Regions from separate parts of the Mus musculus genome. Here region 2 is linked to region 1. Evidence: chromatin loops called from intact Hi-C (ENCODE). Cell type or tissue: gastrocnemius. All regions are shown on one strand. Each heading gives the region's core, and the rest is flanking DNA. Links, peaks and the distances in the headings are about the cores only.

Evidence for each region. Hi-C counts contacts between places; a loop is a spot of excess contacts. Peaks named below come from ENCODE experiments on the same cell type or tissue, not always from the same donor. Only the 100,000 strongest peaks of a DNase experiment are listed, where the experiment ranks them.
Region 2: it touches region 1 in a loop (4-fold over the local background); 2 of 42 quality-filtered maps call a loop at or near these places.

The regions. Positions count from the first base shown.
Region 1 is chr11:29,510,432-29,521,241 of GRCm38, forward strand. Prorsd1 (prolyl-tRNA synthetase domain containing 1) reads right to left here and starts at 4,602. Exons shown (of 2, transcript NM_026465.3): 1 at 4,486-4,602; 2 at 1,326-3,245. The coding sequence starts at 4,569. The coding sequence ends at 2,820. It also overlaps a transcript of Ccdc88a not described here. In gastrocnemius, for the core only: no CTCF peak of the experiment used is centred there; a DNase peak (open chromatin) is centred at 4,647; H3K4me3 peaks cover 1,834 bases; H3K27ac peaks cover 1,286 bases.
Region 2 is chr11:29,169,203-29,180,012 of GRCm38, forward strand. It overlaps Ppp4r3b (protein phosphatase 4 regulatory subunit 3B), which reads left to right and starts at 3,774. Exons shown (of 16, transcript NM_134034.3): 1 at 3,774-4,245; 2 at 5,471-5,526. The coding sequence starts at 4,104. It also overlaps the pseudogene Gm51940. In gastrocnemius, for the core only: a CTCF peak has its summit at 4,343; DNase peaks (open chromatin) are centred at 2,997, 3,665 and 4,203; H3K4me3 peaks cover 3,872 bases; H3K27ac peaks cover 3,042 bases.

The DNA of each region.
Region 1 (10,810 bases), core at 1,321-9,320:
TGGAATGCTTAATGGGTAATGTTGCACTTATAACATCCTCTGACAAAATCTGATTTTAAATTGTCTTTTTTATTTCTACTAGTTTTGTTTTCAATGTTTGCCATTGTACTCACAGCTGTTATTAAATACCAAATCAAATAATATAAAAAGCTGTAACATTTCCTTTAAAATTAATGCTAATAAGGGAGGTAGAGTTGAATAACAAAACAACTTTCCTCGGTGGCACCTGATGTCTGTCACAGGAGTCCATGCACGACAAGATACCATTGTTTGAGATGGTTTTTATAGTCACTTTCTTTTTCTTTAATTCTCCTTAAAAGTATTTATGTTGGACTAACTGATATAAAAAGAAATAAAAACAAAAGGTAATTTTTTAACAAATTGTTACAGTCATTTTAAAATTGTATGTTGGCCAAGTGTTACTTTTTCCCTGGAGAACTGTTTTGGGGCTTCATAGACTTTATCCTAATCATTTTGGTCATTAAGATGTTTGGGTAGAGAGTCAGTTCTGTCAATCCTAAAATAAGTTTAAGTATGTTTACTAAGAGAAAGCTTAAATTATAAAGTAGATACAGTGATAATAACAATGGTAGCTAATAATAAAATAGAACTATAACAATAGTTTGTTGTTTCGGGGGTGGTAGGAAGGGGGTACTACTGGAGATTTTACTCAGGGCCTTAAGCGTGGTACGCTGGCACTTTACTTAGCTGTAGTCCCAGCTCCTTTCTCAGTACTTCTTCTTGTGCTCTATGCATTCTTCTTGTGATGTGAGATAAAATAACTAGGTGATGAACTGAGTGCAGTGATAGAGGAAATATATTAAGCTAGTCGATAGGGGTTGTCTGAACACCAGTGCTGAGACACCACATTCACTGCCACAAGTTTGGTAACCACGGGGACTAAGTGACCAACAGGTAGGTAGAATATATGCTATGGATATGCCAGACAGTCATTCAGTGATAACATCTCCTGCTACTGAAACAGGCATGTCGTTTAAAGCTTATGAATTTTGGAATTTCTCATGTAATAATTTTGGTTCATTTAACCACAGGTTACTGGAACTTCGGGAATTAAAACTCCTAAGAATGTGATAGGCTGCAAAAATTGTTGTCTTTGTGGGGCTGGAGTATTGGTTCGGTGGTTCAGCACTGGCTGCTCTTTCAGAGGAGCCAGGTTCCATCTCCAGCACTGTCCATGCTGCAGTTCATGACTGTCTGTAACCTCTAGCTCCAGGGTAGCTAGTGCCTTCTCCTGGCCTCCATGGGCAATGGACACAGGTTACAGATCTACATGTAGGCAAAACAAAAATAAACCCCAAAAAATTCATTCAGTCTTTTATTTTTACTTAGTAACTCGAGGCATCTTACCATATCATTCTTCTGGAGCCTGTTTTCACTATCAACATGATATCCAAGGTCTACAAATTCTGATTCAGGTCCTTCGTTTTATGTTCATAAGAACTTAGAACTACTTGTTTATGTTAGAGATTGAGTGCAGAGCAGGTAAAACAAGCATGGAACCTCTGGGGCAAAGGCAATCATTAGTTTCATTTTGCCTTTCAGTAACACAAGTTGGTACAAATTAGTTTCTCTACTAGATGAAAAGTATTTCTCAAAGCTTGAACAGGAAAATACAGTTCTTTTAGAAATATCCTAGTTAACTGGAATGGAGATAATGGCAAGAGCAATTTCTATATTCTAGCCTATGTCAGATCCTCAATGAATAAAGAGTTGACTAAATTGTTCCTAGATTTAATACTTCAGCTGCCATAATTGAAAGGAAATTATATTAACATTTTCTAAAGGAATATAACCTAGGGTATTTGGAACAATGTCTCTTTTACATGTTGGAGATTCTGAGAACCTAGTAGGTTCAGTGTGCCTGGAGGATTCTTGAAGAGCCTCTGGTCTTCAGGCTGTGTGGGCATGTGTCAATAAAGGATGGTAGTAGCAGCAGTAGGACTCACCAGCAAGAAGCAATGAAGGCACAAAAGCAACACAGCTCTTTCCTGGAACTTCATCCAAGCTGCTGTCAAAATTCTGCCCACTGTGGAGTCTTCCTCATTTAGTCCTGCCTAGAAATGTCCTCACAGATCTGCTCAGGGGAGTATTTTGTTCTGGATCAAATCAAGTTCCCAACCAGGACTCACCATAACAAAGATGAATAAATTTATCATAAAATAGGATAGTAAGTTAGGGTAGAGGACAAAGGGAACTGCCTCTCTGTCATCTGAACCAGTTCTGATGCTATATTTTGCAGCCGAGTTTTAAGATATAAATTTAATACTTTAGTGGAAACAATTTTCTACTTCTAGTTTTTCTACATTGAATTTAATAAGCCAGTTGTAATGGTACCTGACTGTACCATTACATGCAGACAAAATGCTCATACACATAAATATCTTTAAGGTAAATAATAGTCTCCAAATTAAAGACACAAGAAATAAAAACAGCTGTCAGAATGAGTTTATTATGAATATTAACCAAATTGACTTTTGTTTGACATAGCAGCTGACTATTAGATGTTAGCTGGCCTAGAACTCAGAGATCAGCCTGCTCTGCCTAAAGTGCTAGGCAAATAGCATATGCCACCACACCTGGCTCCCAATCTTTTTTTTTTTTTAAGATTTATTTATTTATTTATTTATTGTATAGGAGTATACTGTAGCTATCTTCAGACACACCAGAAGAGGGCATCAGATCCGTTACAGATGGTTGTGAGCCACCATGTGGTTGCTGGGAATTGAACTCAGGATCTCTGCAAGTGCAGTCAGTGCTCTTAACCGCTGAGCCATCTCTCCAGCCCTCCCAATCATTTTTTAATCAAAGTTTAGAATTATGGGATCATGTCCTGTAGCCTTCACAAATATGAGAAAGTCTTCAGGACTTAACCCCATTGTTGCAGCATTAGTCATTGGGTGAAAGTACACTTTCTCATGTCCACCTTCCAGAAAAGCTGAATCCAAGACAAATTTAACATCTCCATCATCGCAGAAGAGTGACAAAGGTGTGGCACAGCCTTGACCAACTTTCAGTTTTTCTAGCATGGCTGTTTCATCAGCAAACCGAAGATTTCCACTCCCAACTCCTAACTGCTTGCCAAGATCATTTAAATTGATTTGTCTATCATGAAGAACTGTGACTAACCAATAGTTTTTCTTCTTTTTGTCTTTAAGAAATAAGTTCTTACTATGTGCTCCTTTCAGATGTTGAATATGAGGCATCATTTCTTCAATTGTAAACACCTGCAAAATATGCAAAAGAAAAAACACTGTAAATTGCACACATACATATCCACGGTTGTACATATTTTTCATGGTGGATGCTCTGAATTTAACTGGTATTCGTTATAAATGTTTTGATAGGGGTTGGGCCTTTTGGTGCTGAGGATAGGACCCAGAGTGCTATGCTTGCTAGGCAGGCACAATATCTCTGAACTAAAAACCTCAGCCTCCAAATACTTTAAAGGCCTGGTACCTGGAGTACTGGTACTTAGAGCTGAGGCCGAGATCAAGAATTCAAGAGTGCAGCAAAATCCTGGTTGGGGTTCAGGGGGAGCCTTAATCATCACAGTTGCAGACCTCAAGACCTCAGTTTTTGTTGGGCCAGTTTTCTATCCCAGTGGCTAACAAAGCCATCAGGTGCCTGAGACGCTTATAACTTTTGAACTTTGGCGTAAAATTTGATGACAGTCCTTAATATTTATCTCCAGAGTCCCAGACATTCACTACAAGGGCATCGATGAAGAACATAAGACCCCAGGTTAGTACATAAAGAACATTTTTTTAATGTTACAAGTACCAGTACTCCAGGGCCTTAAAGTATTTGGAGGCTGGGAATGTACACAGAATGTGACCTTTGTAAAAATGGGAAATAGTAAATATTAAGACAGGTGTTTTCTATCATAAAATGTGTCGTGCAAGCCTTACCAACCCTCATAATAGTTTCCACAAAAATTGTACATCTCCAGTGTAGGTCATGTTAAAATTAAGGTACGTACTTTTGTTTGTGGCACAAGCGGGAGCGGGCCAAAAGAGGAACTGTAGTTTTAAACAGCTCTCAGTGTGAGTGCTGAAATAAATTCGTGTCATCTGCAAGAGAAGTACGTGCTCTTAACCGCGAAAACAATTCTCCAGACTCAGGGGTTATATACTTTTTGTAATTATTTGGGAAATGATCCTTGCCGTGCTGCAGTGGTAACGACTGTCCAAAGAAGTAAAAAACCAAGCCACCTCAATGGCCTGCTGTGCCTTTGGTACCAGATACAGCCTAGGCGATTCTATAGGGTTGCCACTTATGTAGTGCCTTGTTCCTTAGTTATCTACATAACGTATCAGCTATCCAACCGGCTTTTAAGTCACGTCAGTCATCCCAGGACAAGTTTCCTCACGGTTGCCGCAGTTTTAAATAAACTTATAAGCCTCTGCTTGGACCCAATAAACACTCGCCCGAAGACCCTCTGCCTTCCTGGGGCCGCAGTCTCACCTCGGGATGCTCCACGACCTCCGTGCGAATGGCGAGGGCGCCGAGCCTCTGTTCTAACTCAGCCCGCAGCTCCGAGCCTGCCATTTTCCCCTCTACGTGGGCAGGCTTACCGGAAGTGCCACGGCTTCGGGGGCGTGGTGATGGCTGCTTGCTCCGCCCTGGCATGGCTCTGTGGCCTGACCCATCTTTGGGCCGCCGAGAGCGCTTAGCCACACCCCCAACCACCTGAGCCTCCAGTGCCGGGGTCGGAAAGCTCCGGGTTCCATTGCTCGGCCGCGGCAATGTGGCTTCATGCCTCAACAACTGTAGCTTGTGACTTCCGTCTTTCCGTTCTTTTAAATTTTATGTGTTATGGGCGTTAGTTACCGGCTTGCATGGTTGTGCACCACGTGTGAGCAGTGCCTGAGGAGGCTGAAAGAAGGTGTTCAATTTACTAGAACTGGAGTGATGGTGAGTCATGTAGGTGCTAGGAACCGAACTCGGTCCTCTGGAAGACCAGCCATCACTCCCGCATATTATGATATTAGAAAACGGTACTGCGGGTGTGGTGGCGCACTCCTTTAACCCAGCACTTGGGAGGCAGAGGCAGGCGGATTTCTGAGTTCGAGGCCAGCCTGGTCTACAGAGTGAGTTCCAGGACAGCAAGGGCTATACAGAGAAACCCTGTCTCGAAAAAAAAGAAAAAAGAAAAGAAAGGAAGAAAACAGTACTGCGACGAATTACAGTGGTCGTTATGATACTTATGGCCTGGAATTTGCAACCATGGTGGGACCACTTACTTTGAATAAGGTTCAAATTCCACATTAGTATTTCACTTAAACTTTGAAATTAAGGCTCACATGCAACATGAAACACTGATACACTCAGAGATGTTTAATATAAATTAATTGTATTTATTTGGGAGTGAAGATCTGAAAAAGAACCCCTCTTAAGACACAGATGGTATGCTTTTTCTCTCCCTCGGTGACACAAATAGAGCCAGATTAGAACATATTACATGTAGATAAAGGCAGGTTTACTAGGAGGCAGCTTTTGGGCGGGCTCATCAATCTCACATGTGGAAGTCAGTGAAGTCACTCATCTGGTCTTAAGAGGGTTTCACAGAGTTTTGGCAAGGAATGATGCCGTGCTAGCTAGGAGCTGGGATAGTGTCCATACATGGTCAAAAACTGAGCCCCTAAGCAGACACTCTTGGGTGAGTTACCATAAACACACCACATTAGCCAGGAGCTTTCTCTGCCTGTGCAGTAGAAGAAGGAGGGCAGACTGGAAAACAGGGATTTGTTCCAGCCTATGATTTACTCAGTATTGGAAGAAACTACAAAAGAGTAAGTCAGAGTTGTGTTTACAGTTTCACTCTGAACTCAGGATTTCAAAATTTTAAAACTTTTTAGTTTAACCTTTTTTTAAAAATGATTTATTGCCCGGCGGTGGTGGCGTATGCCTTTAATCCCAGCACTTGGGAGGCAGAGGCAGGTGGATTTCTGAGTTCAAGGCCAGCCTGGTCTACAAAGTGAGTTCCAGGACAGCCAGAGCTACACAGAGAAACCCTGTCTCGAAAACAAACAAACATTTTTTTATGTGCATTGGTTTTCTGCCTGCATGTCTGTGCAAGGGTTCCAGATCCTCTGGAACTGGAGTTACAGACACTTGTGAACTGCCCTGTGGGTGCTGGGAATTGAACCCAGGTCCTCTAGAAGAAAATCCAGTGCTCTTAACCACTGAGCCATCTCTCCAGCCCCCTTAACCTTTTTGTTGTTGTTGTTGTTGTTTAATCTTTTTGCCTGTGTGTGTTTGTACCACCTTTGGAGACCAAAAGAGGGTAGGATCCCCTAGAACTGGAATTAAATATGGTCATGAACTACTACCATATGGGTGCAAACCCAGGTCCTCTGGAAGATCAAACAGTGCTCTTAAACATAGAGCCATCTCTCCAGCCCCTTTAAAATCTCTTTTATTTTAAACTCTTTTTTTTTTTTTTTTTGGATATTTTCTTTATTTACATTTCAAATGTTATCCCCTTTCCCGGTTCCCCCACCCACCTCCTATCCTATCCCCCACCCCCTGCTTCTATAAGGGTGTTGCCCCACCCACTCCCACCTCCCCACCCTGGCATTCCCCTATACTAGGGCATCGAGCCTTCACAGGACCAAGGGCCTCTCCCATTGATGCCCAACAAGGCCATCCTCTGCTACATGTGCAGCTGGAGCCATGGGTCCCTCCATGTGTACTCTGGTTGGTGGTCTAGAATCAGCACTGTGATTTTCTTTCTATTCTTTTTTATTGTTTCAGCAATGAATGGTCTTGTGGGCCACAGACTGGTATCTAGCTCATCTTGAACACTGCCACCATCGTGACCACAGGAGCCCTCCCTATTTCTGCATTCATTTTTTCATTGTTTTGAATGTCAACGTGTTCATTAAACAATTGAAGCCTCATACAGAGACAATTTTGTATCCTGTTTTTTTTTAACTGATGAACATTTTCCTATTGCTAACCTATTTCCTACTTTAATAAATATTTTATGTAGCTGGATAATAATCATTTGTTTATTGGTTGCAGAGAATGGAACCAGTAGTCTCAAGCATTTTACCAACTGAGTTCCCCACCCTCAATCACAATTTTTAGCCACTTCCATATTGGAATACCAATCTTCATATTCTAAATAGTTTATGAAAATAACTACTCTAAATTTATCAGCAATGAGTAAATTAACCTAGTGCCCACCAACACTTCTCTCTGTATGTGTGTGAAGGCAACTTGTGGGAATCTGTTCTTCCTTTTAACTGATGAGGTTCCAGAATCAAGCTCAGAGCACAAGGCTTGACTGCAAGTGCCTTTACCCACTGAGCCATCTTGCTTACCCAAACTTTAATTACATTCTTGACAGGATTTTTAGGAGACAACTTTTGGTCAAATGCATATTGTTTAATATGGATTTTCTGGGTGTGTGTGGGTGTGTTTGAAAAAATTAACAAAGGCTTAACATTTTGGTTTGGTTTGAGGACGGCATTTTGTTTTGGTTTGGTTTGAGACAGTGTTTCACTATAGCCCAAACGGGCCTGGAACTCCCAGAGATCTGTGTAATTCAGCCCCCAAGCGCTGGGACTAAAGATACGTGTCCACCATGCCTACCGCTTTAATGGTCTTTGAGCTGTTCATTTTTCTAGTTAGCAAATACCATGACAGTTTTCTCATGATTATTATTCCCCTCCTCCCATTTTGAGCTAATTTTGTTCATATTTTTGGTTCATATTAGACCAATGGTTCTCAGCCTTCCTAATGCTGCAACACTTAATACAGTTCCTCATGTTGTAGTGACCTCCAACCATAAAATTAATTTCATCGCCGGGCGGAGGTGGCACACGTCTTTAATCCCAGCACTCGGGAGGCAGAGGCAGGTGGATTTCTGAGTTTGAGGCCAGCCTGGTCTACAGAGTGAGTTCCAGGACAGCCAGGGCTATACAGAGAAACCCTGTCTCGAAAAACCAAAAACATAAAAAATTAAAATAATAAATTAATTAATTTCAGGCTGGTGAGATGGCTCAGTGGTTAAGAGCAATGACTGCTCTTCCAAAGGCCCTGAGTTCAAATCCCAGCAACCACATGGTGGCTCACAACCATCCGTAACCAAATCTGATGCTGTTTTCTGGAGTGTCTGAAGACAGCTATAGTGTACAGTGTATAAATAAACATTTTTCGAAAAAATAATTAATTTCATTACTACTTTATAACTGTAATTTTTCTAGTTATGAGTCATGGTGTAAATATTTTGGGAAATATAGTTTGTCAGAGGTGTTTTAACCTACAGGTTGAAAACTACTAATTTAAATAAAAATCTAATCGAAATATAAGAGAGAAAAAAAAGTAAGAGAGGAGCGGCTCCTGGCTTTGTTTACTTTCCTCCCTCCTTCCTCTCACTTTTTTCTCTTATTTTTAGATTGATTTTTATCTACAGAAATTTCTCATGTAGCCAAATGTGATTTTTTTTTAAGTTCTCCTGGTCTAAGTTTAGAAATTTAACCTCCAGCAATAAACATCTGTTTTATTTTCTGAGCATGATGGCACATACCTATGATCCTAGCACTTAGGAGGCAGAGGTAGATATAGGTCTGTGAGTTAGAGGCCAGCCTACACAGAATTCCAGGCTAGCCATGACAACAGCGTGAGAGCCTGTCTCAAAACTTAAAAAACAATTAAGGATATTTGTGTTAGTTAGGGTTTCACTGCTGTGAAGAGATGCCATGACTAAGGCAACTCTCATCATCAAGGTGGGAGCATGGCAGCATCTAGGCAGGCATGGTGCTGGAGAAGCTGAGAGTTCTACAACTTGTTCTGAAGATAAACAGAAGACTGGCTTCCAGACAGTTAGGAAAAAGGTCTCTCAAAGCATCCTTACAATGACACACTTCCTCCAACAAGGCCATACCTCCTAATAGTGCAATTCCCTGGGCCAAGCATCTTCAAACCACCACAATGTTTAATTCAGAACTGGAATGATGGCTCATTGGTTAAGAGAGTACTTGCTGTACTTGCAGAGGACCTGCATTCCTAACCCATATATGGCAGCAAAGTGATAGTCTTAGTATTGATAATCACAAAATAAACCAAAATATTGATCAACTCTGAAAAACACTGAAGATTCTCCAACTCCTGCAGGATCAATTATTCCTACAAATTCAATCCCATATGTAAACATAAAGTACATCTATTGTATTGATACATAACTTTTCATTCTTCATTAATAAAATATGTGCATATCAAAGTATTAAAATTTATTATCAGTAAGTATTGATTTGTATACCTGTTTTATGTTGATTTGTATACCTGTCATATTGAAATCTCTTGGGTGAAAAGGAGTCACAAATGCAAAATGCTTAAACTGTGGTCAATCTGGCCATCCATCAGCTATGTAATCTCAGAGTGCCTCCCTCAACACATCTATCCATCAGTTTAGTTTCTGAAATCCTTTACCCTGCCTGAACTACTACTTTAATCATTTAGTCTATAATAATGACTTCTTAACTTTATTCTATCTGTAATTGGATGCCAAGTATTTTGTATCAGAGTTTTACCACCAAAGGTTTATATTATGAAATAGAACTAACTTAAACTGTGTGTGTTGAAATAACTACATCATCATCCAAACATTATCATTATACCTCAACACACATTTGTGTGAGAACTGCACTTAGTACAAAGAAACACTGTACTTAAGGCTCTTTGTCTTCAAGTCAAATTCAATATGAACTTTACAATGAAGTAAACATGAAGTAGTTGAACTGAAAAGTATCTAGCATGAACTTGAGGAAATATTTGCCCAGGCATGATTATCTGAAAAGTAAAAGCTAAGAAATTGTTTTTAAAGGGGGAAAAAAAAAAGACTAAGTTTGTAGCATTTCCACAAGATGACGTTAAGGGAGACTTGGTAATGTAACTGTAAGGACATTTTGTGGAAAATGGCAGTAAGGACAGTTTGTGGAAATGAGCACTGAAGGGGTTCAAGAATCAAAGGACCCTATTGTCTGTTTTTGGTAAAAGAAAAACTACAGGTCTAGCCCTACCTGCCAAAGGAAATCAAAGGCACGAAAAGGTGTGATGTTTATAGACACCCAGAGAATAGACTTCGTTGTTTGTATTAGGTGAAAGGTCTTAATCCTGAGTACAAAATGAAATAAAGGGCAGTTCTGAGAAAGGTAGGTTGAAAACTGTCCTAACGCAGACAGCAAGTCAGACAGAACTAGTTTTCAATGCTTGCTGTTATCTATTTCTTTTCAGATGTTTTTCAGTGTACTCTGGTAAGTAAGTTGTGTGCACGTAAAATGTATTTTTTCTGCTCTCAAAATCTTAAAAGCTGGCTGGCTGGCTGGCATATGTGTGCATGCACATGCACACGCGCGCGCACACACAGAGAGAGACTGAAATAATAAGTATGGATTAAAGAACATGTGTCTAGTTATACTATCAGAATTTTTTGGGAACCCTGACTGGGAAGTAATTAGGGGAAGATGATGTCATAAAGTTTGCCATGGGTCTAGCTGAGGGGAAGGTATAAAAGGCAGTGTGTCCTGTGGCATTATCAATGGATGTCTAGTAGAAGGGCTAGTGAGTGGAGACAGAGCTAAAACTAGGCACAAAAGATCCTATACATCACTTGGGGAAAGCAGGAGAAACATCTACTGGCAAAAGAGCCTGTAAAATAAATTGAAAATTTCCTAATGAATCTATGTTGTCAATCATTAAAGGATATTTTGAATTAATATCCTTAAATATTTAAGGATATTTTGAGTATGGGTAGTGTAATTTTGCTTCAAAAAATGTATAG
Region 2 (10,810 bases), core at 854-8,853, 340 kb before region 1:
AACCACATTTTAAGGCTTCGGTTTTCCCAACAAAAGCCTTGGTTACATAGCCAAGACTAGCCTGAGCATTCAGATATCTTTAAAATATAAAATGGAGCTCCACGTACCTCAAGTCCTATATCTACCCTTAAAATTGCAAGAAATAAGCTCAAGTCTATCACTTGGGACCTAGATTTAGTCTCTGAAATATCCTAAATACCTCAATTTCAGTCTCTAGTTATTTCCTCCATATTTTTTAGGTGCCTGAAATTTTGCACAGGCAACATGGTTATTGTCAGCAAAAAGAGGCCACATTGTGTCAGACACTAAAACCATTCCGCAAAAACAATCTTACTGCTTGTTTTCTTGCCTTAGTATACAACCTGTGATGGCCATTCATGGTTGTCAGCTTGACTAAATCTGGAATTAACTAAAACCCAAGCAATTGGATAGGTTCCTGTGCTGCTTTGAATGAAAATGGCCCCCATAGGCTAACAGGAAGTGGCACTATTTGAAAATAGTAGGACTTGTGCCCTTGTTGGAATATGTATGGCCTTGGGGTTAGGCTTTGGAGTTTCAAAAGCCCAACCTAGGCCCAGTGGCACATTCTCTCTCCCTGCTGCCTGTGAATCAAGATGTAGAACACTCAGCTACCTTTCCAGCACCATGTATACTTGTGTGCTGCCAGGCTTCTGCCATGTTGATAATAGACTGAACTTCTAAGCTGTAAGCCAGCCCCAATGAATGTTTTCCCCAATTATTGTTGTGGTGTTCGTGTTTCTTCACAGCAATAAAACTCCAACTAAGACAGTAACCTGGGTACACAGGGATTTTTTTTTCCTTAATGAAATTATTTGAAGTGGGAAGATCACCTTTAATTTGGGCCACACCTTGCCTGGCAGCTTATGTAAAGGACATGGAAGAAGGAAGTTTGCTCTCTTTACTTGTTCCTACTCTTGATCTCACTGGCAAGTCCATTCCTTCACTGGAGCCTACTTCTTCAGATTCTGCCATATACTGAAGACCAACAGAGTCATAGAGACATACAGCCTCATAGACTAAATTACTAGATTCTTGGACCTTCCATTCATAGAGAGCCATTGGACTAGCTAGACCATAGGCTGTAAGCCTTTCTATAAATACACACACACACACACACACACACACACACACACACACACACACACAATCATTCTCAGAGAAGGTCATCAGAGAACTGAAAGTGGTAACAATATACATACATACATACATATTATATACATGAATTCTACCAAACTCATATGGCTTAAGGGAGGGTTTTTTGTTTTTTGTTTTCTGCATTTTTTTTCCTCCTGCAAAAATACCTGTGTCAGGTAGGAGAAAGGGTTCTAATGTGCTTGCCGCCAAGACTGACAACCTGACTTTGACTTCTAGGACTGACTTCTACACTATGTTGTAGCACAGCCCCTCCCTTCACCAAATGAATAAATCTCATTTTTTAAAAGCTTCTATGGCAGTGATGAGATGTTTCAGCAGTTAAAGAATTCTGGTGGAGAACCCATCTGGCTATTCACAACTATAACTCTGGTTCTAGAGCATCCAAAACCTTCTGGTAACCACACACATACAAAAACACACGCAATAAAAATCTTTTTTAAAAATGTGTGGCATTTGTATTGTAATATAACTATATAAAGTATTATAGTAATATAATCCAAAAATGATACAAATTATTCTGCAGGACCTTATAGGTTATAAGCAAAACATATGCCATTTTATATGAAAGACTTCATCATACAGATATTGGGATGGATTTGAGTCCTGGAAACAGTCATTTAAATCATCAAAAGACAACTACAGTATATTTACACACACATTTGCACATGCTAAACTATTTCTAAAACAAAATACAGCATAAAACCTAGTGGAAAGAAAACAATGTTCAAAAATTACTTAACATTTTTAGATGATGATAGCAGCATTAAATCAAATGTACAAATGTATAGGACACACACCAAGGAACTGCCCCCAGTCTAACCTCACACACAGTGAGAATGAGAGGGGATCTAGTGGGGAGTGATATAGTCACTGTTTTCTGGAGAATAGCGGGAAGCGGGAGCTGAAGAGACTTACCTTGCATTGCAGAAGTTCTTTGCCATTTTAATTTTTTCACATATAAAGGTATTACTTGTAAAGATCAAGGACATCAGGGGCTCATTTGGGCTACAACCTTTTGGAGTTGTAGTTTCCTTGTAAAAGACTCTGGGGGAAGGTATGGCTATGGCACAGTGATGCTTCCAGACTACAGCATAAGCTGGATGGACCCTGACCAAAACATTCTACAGAGAATGCTCTGGGCACCTGAAATTTCTGTCCTAAAGGCTGAGTGGGCTTCCAGGATCTATCCAGTGCTCTTGCCAACGTTCTTTTCTCCTTTAGAGTGGGCAATGAAAAGGATGCTTAGACAAATCCTTGGGTGTCCTCTAACATTGGGCTAAAACACTGACTCTGGAAAGCTTTCTATGGCCTTCCCCAAACAAGTCATATTTTCCCTGGTTCAAAGTACATTTTGTCCATATCAGTCACAGATTATCAGGGACTTATGTATAGTGATTCACGTCCTTTTATCATAGGCAGAATCCTGTTACATACCATAGGCTGCAATTTCCATATGCAGTCGTTACAGGCAAATGACAGCAGACCAGGCTAATTTTCTTGGTCCCTCATACATTTAAAGAATCGCAATGATAGTTCAAATTTTGAAATCCTTTTCAATCAAGCGACTATGTACATAAGACACCCTTTTAAACATGAGTTGCCGCCTAACCTCGTCAAATCATAAGCACACTTTGACAAGCATGGTGATGACTACAACTCCCGAAATACACCGCGGGATCAACATGTGCACCTGCCCCGTGTTCACCTTTCAGGTTAGAGCCAAGAGTTGAGGGACCATATAAGAGAACGGAGAGGCGGCAGAACTACGCTGGGAGCGGATGCCTTCGGGCGAGCGTCACGCTCTGAGCGACGTTAACTTCACGCTGGAAACCGTTCTTGCGGCACATGAAGCTGAGAGCTCCCCGAGGATTGTGAGGCTGTACGCCTGTGCTTGCCTCGTCGCTGCCGCCGGTCTCTCTGAACCTTTTAATGGTCCGTGGTACCCGGCTAACGGAAGAACGCTTCGGCGGGAAATAGGAACTGTCAACGCGTTTGTGGAACATTAGATCGCCCACTGCTCATCGTGGCCATGGAACACCTTCCCGGCAGAAGCCTCGCAGATTCTATAACGGATTTTAGTGGGTGAAGGCTCGACCTCCCATCGTCTTCACGAATGACTCGAACACCCTCACCCCGTCTCAGTCCTTTTCGGGCTGTCAGCCTGAGTCCCTACACTTGGCTTCACTCTAGTCCTGTGCACGCATTCGGACTTCTCAGCCTGGCTCTGTTCTGCTGAGAGCAAGTCCAGAGTTGACAACCCGCCACATGACCAACATCAGCCCTACAAATCCCGAAGAACAACTCGGCAACTCCATCGCCAAGGCAACCTTCTACACACGCTTCCTCCCGGCGCAGGTAGAAAAGCTCGCGGGACTTCCCCGCCCAACTGAGATTCCCGAATCAGGAAGCGGGGCCGAAAGAGGAGGAAGTCCCTCCTTGGCCGGCTCACCTCGGCGGCGCACTCCTCGCGAGATCGCCGAGGTCTGACTCTCCGGAAGTGTGTTCGGAGGTAAAGGTACTGTGCGTTGGGCTCGTCGGCCGCCGTAGCCCCTGCTAGGGCAGCCCGTACGAACCTGCTGGAAGAGGAAGAGAAAGGCAGAGAGTCGGGTTACAAGATGGCGGATCTGTAGTAGTAACCGCGGCGGGCGGCGGCAGCGGGAGAGCGAGCGAGCTCCGGGACGCAAAAGGAAGGGAGAGTGGTTGTGCGCCGCGGTGAAGGGAGGGGTAGCGGAGACCACGAGCGGAGGGCTCTCGGTGGCTCTGGTCACCCCTTCTCGCGGCTAAACCTTTAGAGCCATGGTAAACTCGGGCCTCTCCAGAGTCGCTGCCACCACCGCCGCTGCCGCCACTACCGGCTCTCAAGAGTGAGGGATACCGGCGAGGTGAGCGAGGAGGTGGCGGCTGGAACGGTGGGGCCAGAAGCCACCATGTCGGATACACGGAGGCGAGTGAAGGTCTATACCCTTAACGAAGACCGGCAATGGGACGACCGAGGCACCGGGCACGTCTCCTCCACTTACGTAGAGGAGCTCAAGGGGATGTCGCTGCTGGTTCGTGCCGAGTCCGACGGTAAGGGTATTGGAACGGTGGGGTAGGGGATAGTGCATCGGTTGCGGCACAACCTGAGGGTTAAGCGCTGCGCTCCGGTACTGTATTCTGACTAGCACCACTAGGGACAGCGCATTGGTCTTGAGCCTGCCCTTCTTTACGATAAAAACAAACTGCTGGGCCTGGATTTACTCTCTGTCAGACGTGAACTCGCAGTTCTCCGCCTCCATCCCTATTGAGGATTTGACTCCTTCTCCCCCCCCCCCCACCCCCCCATCCCAACCCGGTAGTTGAGGTTTAGAATGTATGAGTGGGAAGTCAGTAGAAGACCAGGTAGGAATATCGCCCATGAGATGACCCCCGACTCCCGAGCCGCTTTAGGTACAGTCCTGTCGGTTGTACCTATGTAGCATAAAAGGTTTAGAGAAACTCTGCCTTAAAAACAAGTTTCAGTTGTTCCAATCGCCAGGTGCTGGGGAAAACTAAAACGGACTTTCTCTTGGAGTTACTACAGACTGTTGCCACGAAACACACAAGCACGTACATATTTATTGATTGATCCCTCCAAGGCTGCCGTTGTAGGGAGTGAAAAAGTGGGTTCCACAATCTCGGCAAGTTAGAAAACTAAAGCGGACTGTGAAGTTGTATTTGTTGATTGCAGAATTCATAGAAACCATTTTAATATTAAAAACTGACAGCCATAATAAAAAAGCTACTACTTATATATACTCAAGAGCTGCCCAACTGGAACAGCTAATGCATTCAAGAAATAAAAGAATAGCAATCTTAGATCATTTTGGGCAAATGTTGTACTAGTGCAGAGTCCCTCATTAGGAGTTAAGAGGCATTTATTTCTACATTATGAAGAGGAGGGTTTGTCAAAGGAAAAGGATAAATATCATTTGTATGGTAAGTCTCTCTGGGGTCCTTGTAATTTGTTTTGTTAGACAGGAAATTCAGTGAAACAGCTTTTGTTAAAGTTTAGTCTTCAAATGGTCAATTAGACCTTAAAGGTTTTAGTTACCTCATAGTCTGAATATTGATTTCACATTTCCTTCCTTCTGAGGACATATGGAGGTAGGATGAAACAGTCTAAGTTAACCATGTAGTCTTTATTTAGAAAATATGAATTAAAATACATTTGTAGCTTCAGATGTTCATCTGGTGAGAAGACATGAAATGCTTACTAGATGTGTGCTACTGAAGGTTTTATAATTTCAGACTTTTTTTTTTTTTACTCTTTCAGGATCGCTACTCTTAGAGTCAAAGATAAATCCAAACACTGCATATCAGAAACAGCAGGCAAGTAGTTGTTTATCTTTAATTTGAAAACTTCATCTGTGATCCAGGATGTATTATTTATGTGACAAAGATGGGAATATTTTCCAGACAAGAAAAAAAGTTTGGTAACTAAAATTAGGAACCATATATATTTTCCTTCAGTTTGAGAGTTTCAGACTGAAAAGCAGTTTTTATATTGGTGATTTAATGTTGGTTTTTAATTGAGCCACTGTTTGTATTGCAATACAATGTATTCTTTGATCTTTAAAGTAAGCCAGGTCTGTTCTATATGCACTAAACCTTTTGTTCTAAGTCACATTTGAAAGAAATGGCTTAAAAGAAAATTCAGAGTGTTCACTTACTACCATTAAGAAATAATTCAAAGAGATGTTTTTAAAGCAAGGAGAGCCTGTTTGTGGTATGAAGTTAAATCCTTTGACCAAGGAGAAGAATTTTTTAAGTAGTATTTAAGTCTGCTTCTAATTGTATGCATATTTTAAAATAATAAATGGGTACTTAATAAATATACACATCGGTAATTATGCAGCATTTTCTGTTAATATTTATTGTCACTTTGGGAAAGGAAATCTGTTTTAGTATTTCTAATTAGTTAACATGACGTCATCTGTGGATGTTTTCATTTTTATTATGAAATACTAACAATATTAAATAGTTTAGAGAATAATATAGTGGACTCCATTATATAATAACACCATCAGATTTAACAATATTAACATAATATATTTTTTCAACCTTTTGTAATGTTTAACATGGATAGAGGTAAAATCTCCTTTGTATCTACCTCATTTTGTCTATTCTCTATTCTCCCTATGGTAACCCTATTATGAAATTGCTCTGTATTCTGTATATATGCTTTTTATACCCTTCTTGCATATGTATATAGTCATAAATGATATGTAGTCTTTGTGTTTTTAAACTTTTTACAATATACTATTGATAACATACTTTACATGTATTCTAAAATTTGTGTTTTCACACTTCTTTGAAGATTTATTTGTGTTAACATAGGGAGTTTTTTAAAATACTGTATTATAATTTTAATATATATAACTGTGAGTCCTTTGATTTTTGTGTGGGTGTAGTGTGATGTGTTTTGTAAATAAAGTCACTATGACAGGCTTTGGAAAGGAAAGACATTTTAGGTTTGTATTTATAGCATCAGGTCTATCTTTTTTTCAAAGTCTATGAGAATTTGGATTCTATAAACACTTCACAGAAGAGATAAAATTACATCTTTTGTAAAGCTTATTAATGGTAAAAATATTAATGTAAATTGTTGATGCATGCAATACATTCTTAGTTCTTCAATATATTTTAGTATTCAACTGGTGAGTTTTTTTTTTTTTTTTCTTGGAAAATTTTTATATGTGTCTATCTTTTTGGTGAAGAATTCAATTAAAACATTTGCCTTAAACTTTTGAGTGTTTCTCTGTATCTCAGATATATTTAAGGACATTTAAATAAATTTAATTTCTAATTCAACTAGGCAGTTAGGTACTCTGTGTTTGTGTTGACTTGGGAGTCTTTGCTTGTTGTGAAGAAATAATATTTTGACATTTTTATCTCCTACCTCTGAATATAAATGATGATGAAGACATTTGTAAGTGTGGATGCATATTCATGAGCAATTAGCTACACATTTAGTTAAAATAACTTTTCTCGATGTGTTGTGATATTTTAGCTACTATTCCTATTGAAAAGACCATATGGTACAGAGGCTTATTTGTAAAACAGTACTCCAACACTTTAAAGATATACAGTGGTTCTTCAAATACTTAAAAATTTTAAAGCATACTTTCATGTATAATGATACTTTCTAAAAAACTAGTTCGAAGCCAGGCAGTGGGTGTGCACCCCTTTAATCCCAGGACTCAGGAGTCAGAGGTTAGGTGGATCTCTGAGTTCCAGGATAGGCAAGGCTATATTGAGAAACCCTGTCTCAGAGAGAGAGAGGGAGAGGGGAAGGAAGATGAACTAGTTCTGGATAAATTTGGTGTGTGTGTATATATATATATATATATACCACACACATACATACATATACATATATATACACACACATAAACACACACAAACACTAAGTGTACAAAACATTGGAAAAATATATTTTAAAGATTTATGGCATCTGAAAATGTTTTCTGCAACTGGTCACATCTAAGTTAAAGTTCAGGGCTACATATCTTTATAGATTACACATACATGAGGGGAATAGGGAAAAGCATGCTGTGAATACTGTCTAGAGTCACCTCTTTTATTTACTTGACGTTTACTTAAATTGAGAGGACCTTTCTAGTGGAAGTCAGAGCCATTTAAAGTTTTAAGTTTAATTTCTTTGTAATATATAGGGTTTTTTTTTTCCTATTTTAACCAAAGTCGTGTTCAATTTGCAGTTTTTACTAAGTCACACAAGTTAGAATTCTTGAATACAACATTATTTTTATGTTTATTAGAATTATCACATCAGCATTTGTCAACATTTGAGATTTTAGATCATGCTAGAAAGTTATTTCCAAAATTAAAAGAAGTATATCATTAATAGATGGATTTTTAAATTAAAATGTGAGTGGATGGCTTATTTATAGAATACTTTACTAAATTAAAATATGTTGAATAGATTGAGAGTAATAGTCACAGTTTCAGTCCTAAAATGACTGCTAAATTGTCTGCTCAGAATAGATGGGTTTTTCTCTCCCAAAATATATTAGAATAAGTGCAATTAAGTATCAAGTAACTGAATTGTCGAAGGTTATCAGTAATTTACTGTACTTCCCCCCCATGTCTAGTTCTGGAAAGGGTGAGAGATGGGAAGGAAGTATACGTTCTCAGTACATTTAAGTATTTAAGGAAACACATTGGGAAGAAAAGAAAATGATTATCCAGTACAGCGTGAAACAGTGTCTGATACATGGTTAAGTAACTTAAAGTCAGTCCTACCATTTTTGAGTAAATCAAAAGTCAAAATCATAGGGGTAGAGAGAACTTAGCCTATTTAACATAGTTATGTTTTCCTGGGTTTAAAAGATAAGTCCTCACTTCAGTGAAACAATAGTAGAATGATAAGATAGCTAGTGAAAATTGTTTCAATAAGCCTAGATCTTACTGAAAGTGCATGAAAGTATTTCCTGTGGAGGCAGCTGAGGTCCAGAAAGGGTATGAATGAAAATGCAAAGCAGGAATATTTCAACACAAAATATTATAAACAGAAAACTTGTCTTCCACAGGTGTGGGCAGTAGAAAATTAGAGATAGGAGAAAGCACCAAACAAAAGTGTGCCATTATAAATTCTTGTTGGAGACCCAAAATGATGAAAATGATACTGCCTTTAAGCAAACCAGTATGATAATATCATGAATACTAGATGAGAGGAACATGGAGGAACAAAAGTGGGAAACTCTTGTAATAATTGTGATAGACTTGAAGAAATGTAACTCTGATATGTTTTCAAGAAGTTGCTAGAGGACATGGTAAATGATAAAACATCAAAGAAGAAATCAGAGGCTGCTGTCCTGTTTGTATTATTACTACTAGTAGTACTGTTACTATGACTGTAACTATTGCTATTACTGTCTAGTGTTTGGGGCCAAGAAAGTAATAGTTCTTTCCAGAAAGTGCATGAAGTTGAGTAGGCTTACATTGAGCTTTTGGTTTGAGGCTTGATTATCAAAATAAAGCTTTTTTTTTTTTTTTTTTAATGTGCATGTGTTGGCATGGGTAATTCAAAAGTATTTATTGAAGTCTCTCCTACCTCTAGTCCATGTGGTTTGTATTACTAACAGTCACCCTTATTACCATTTTCTTTGTTTTTATTATTTTTGGTTGGCTGGGTTTTTTGAAACAGGGTCTCACAATTTAGCTGTGGCAATCCTGGAACTTACTATGTAGACTAAGCTGTCCTCAAACTCACAAAGATGGGCCTGTCTCTGCCTCCTAAGTGATACAGTTAAAAGTGTGGGCCAGTGTGCACATCACCTTTCTGTTTTCTTACAGGTCATCATCTCACACTAAGTATGTAGACTCACGCTCCATTTCTTTTTTTTTTTTGGATTTATTTATTTTTATTTTATGTAAATACACTGTAGCTGTCTTCAGACACTCCAGAAGAGGGAGTCAGATCTCATTATGGATGGTTGTGAGCCACCATGTGGTTGCTGGGATTTGAACTTCGGACCTTTGGAAGAGCAGTCAGGTGCTCTTACCCACTGAGCCATCTCACCAGCCCTCACTCTCCATTTCTTAAGCACACATAATAAATAGCATTCCATATGCTATTCTGAGTCTTCCCCGCCCCCATGTTTGTTTGTTTGTTTGTTTTATTTAAGCTTGAAAGTGGGTGAAATAAATGAAGTCTTAACATTAAACATCTAGAGCTGGTGGTAAGGTTTGATTTGGAAAGTAGATCCTCATTTAAGAAACATAAAATGAACTTTTAGCTTCAGCACACCCCCTTAGTAGACAGAGTAAGAACAAAACTTAGACAGCATTGTAGAACTGTCCACATTTATTCATTGGACCAGTAGGATGTTGTTTATGGACTGATCTGAGTCTTCTTTAGGGTTGTTTGTTTTTTTTAATTAAGTTTGAAATTTTTTGAAGACATAACTTATTCTGGGCTTTGTTTGTAGTACCAAGGGGGAGGGGGTATCAAATCCAGCACTTTGCACATGCACTCTGCCACTGACCTACCTCCCAATCCTAGAAAGAGTTTTTCAGTTACCTGACAGGGTAGATACCATGATCACAAAGGTGGTTTTCCCAAGATGAGACTTATCCATTGCACTCCAGATGTGCTGACCCTGCAGTTTTCCTAATGTGGTAGTGGGGGACTTAGTTTGCACTTGCCTCTGAAACAAACAAAAAAAGAAAGAAATGATCCAAAATACATAACATCAGTTTGTGGGTGCTGGTGAATGCAATAAATGAAATAATATTTGGGGTTGGGGTCACTCTGTAATGGAAACCGATTAGGCAATCAAATTAGGTAATCATGGGGGTATTAGTATTAGACAGATGGGTTTAAGTGATGTTTTTGTATTTTATGTGTATGGTGTTTTGACTTTATGAATGTCTGGGCACTGTGTGGGCAGCATCCTCAGAAGCCAGGAGAAGGTTTCAGATCTCCTAGATCTGGAGAAGGTGATTGTGAGCTGCCATGTAGGTGTTGGGAATTGAACCCTGGTCCTCCAAAAGAGCAACCAGTGTAACATCACTCTAACTCCTAAAGTGATTTTCTTTTTTAAAAAATCTTAAAGGTTTTTACTGTTTTGTACAAAGACTAGCGTGATCT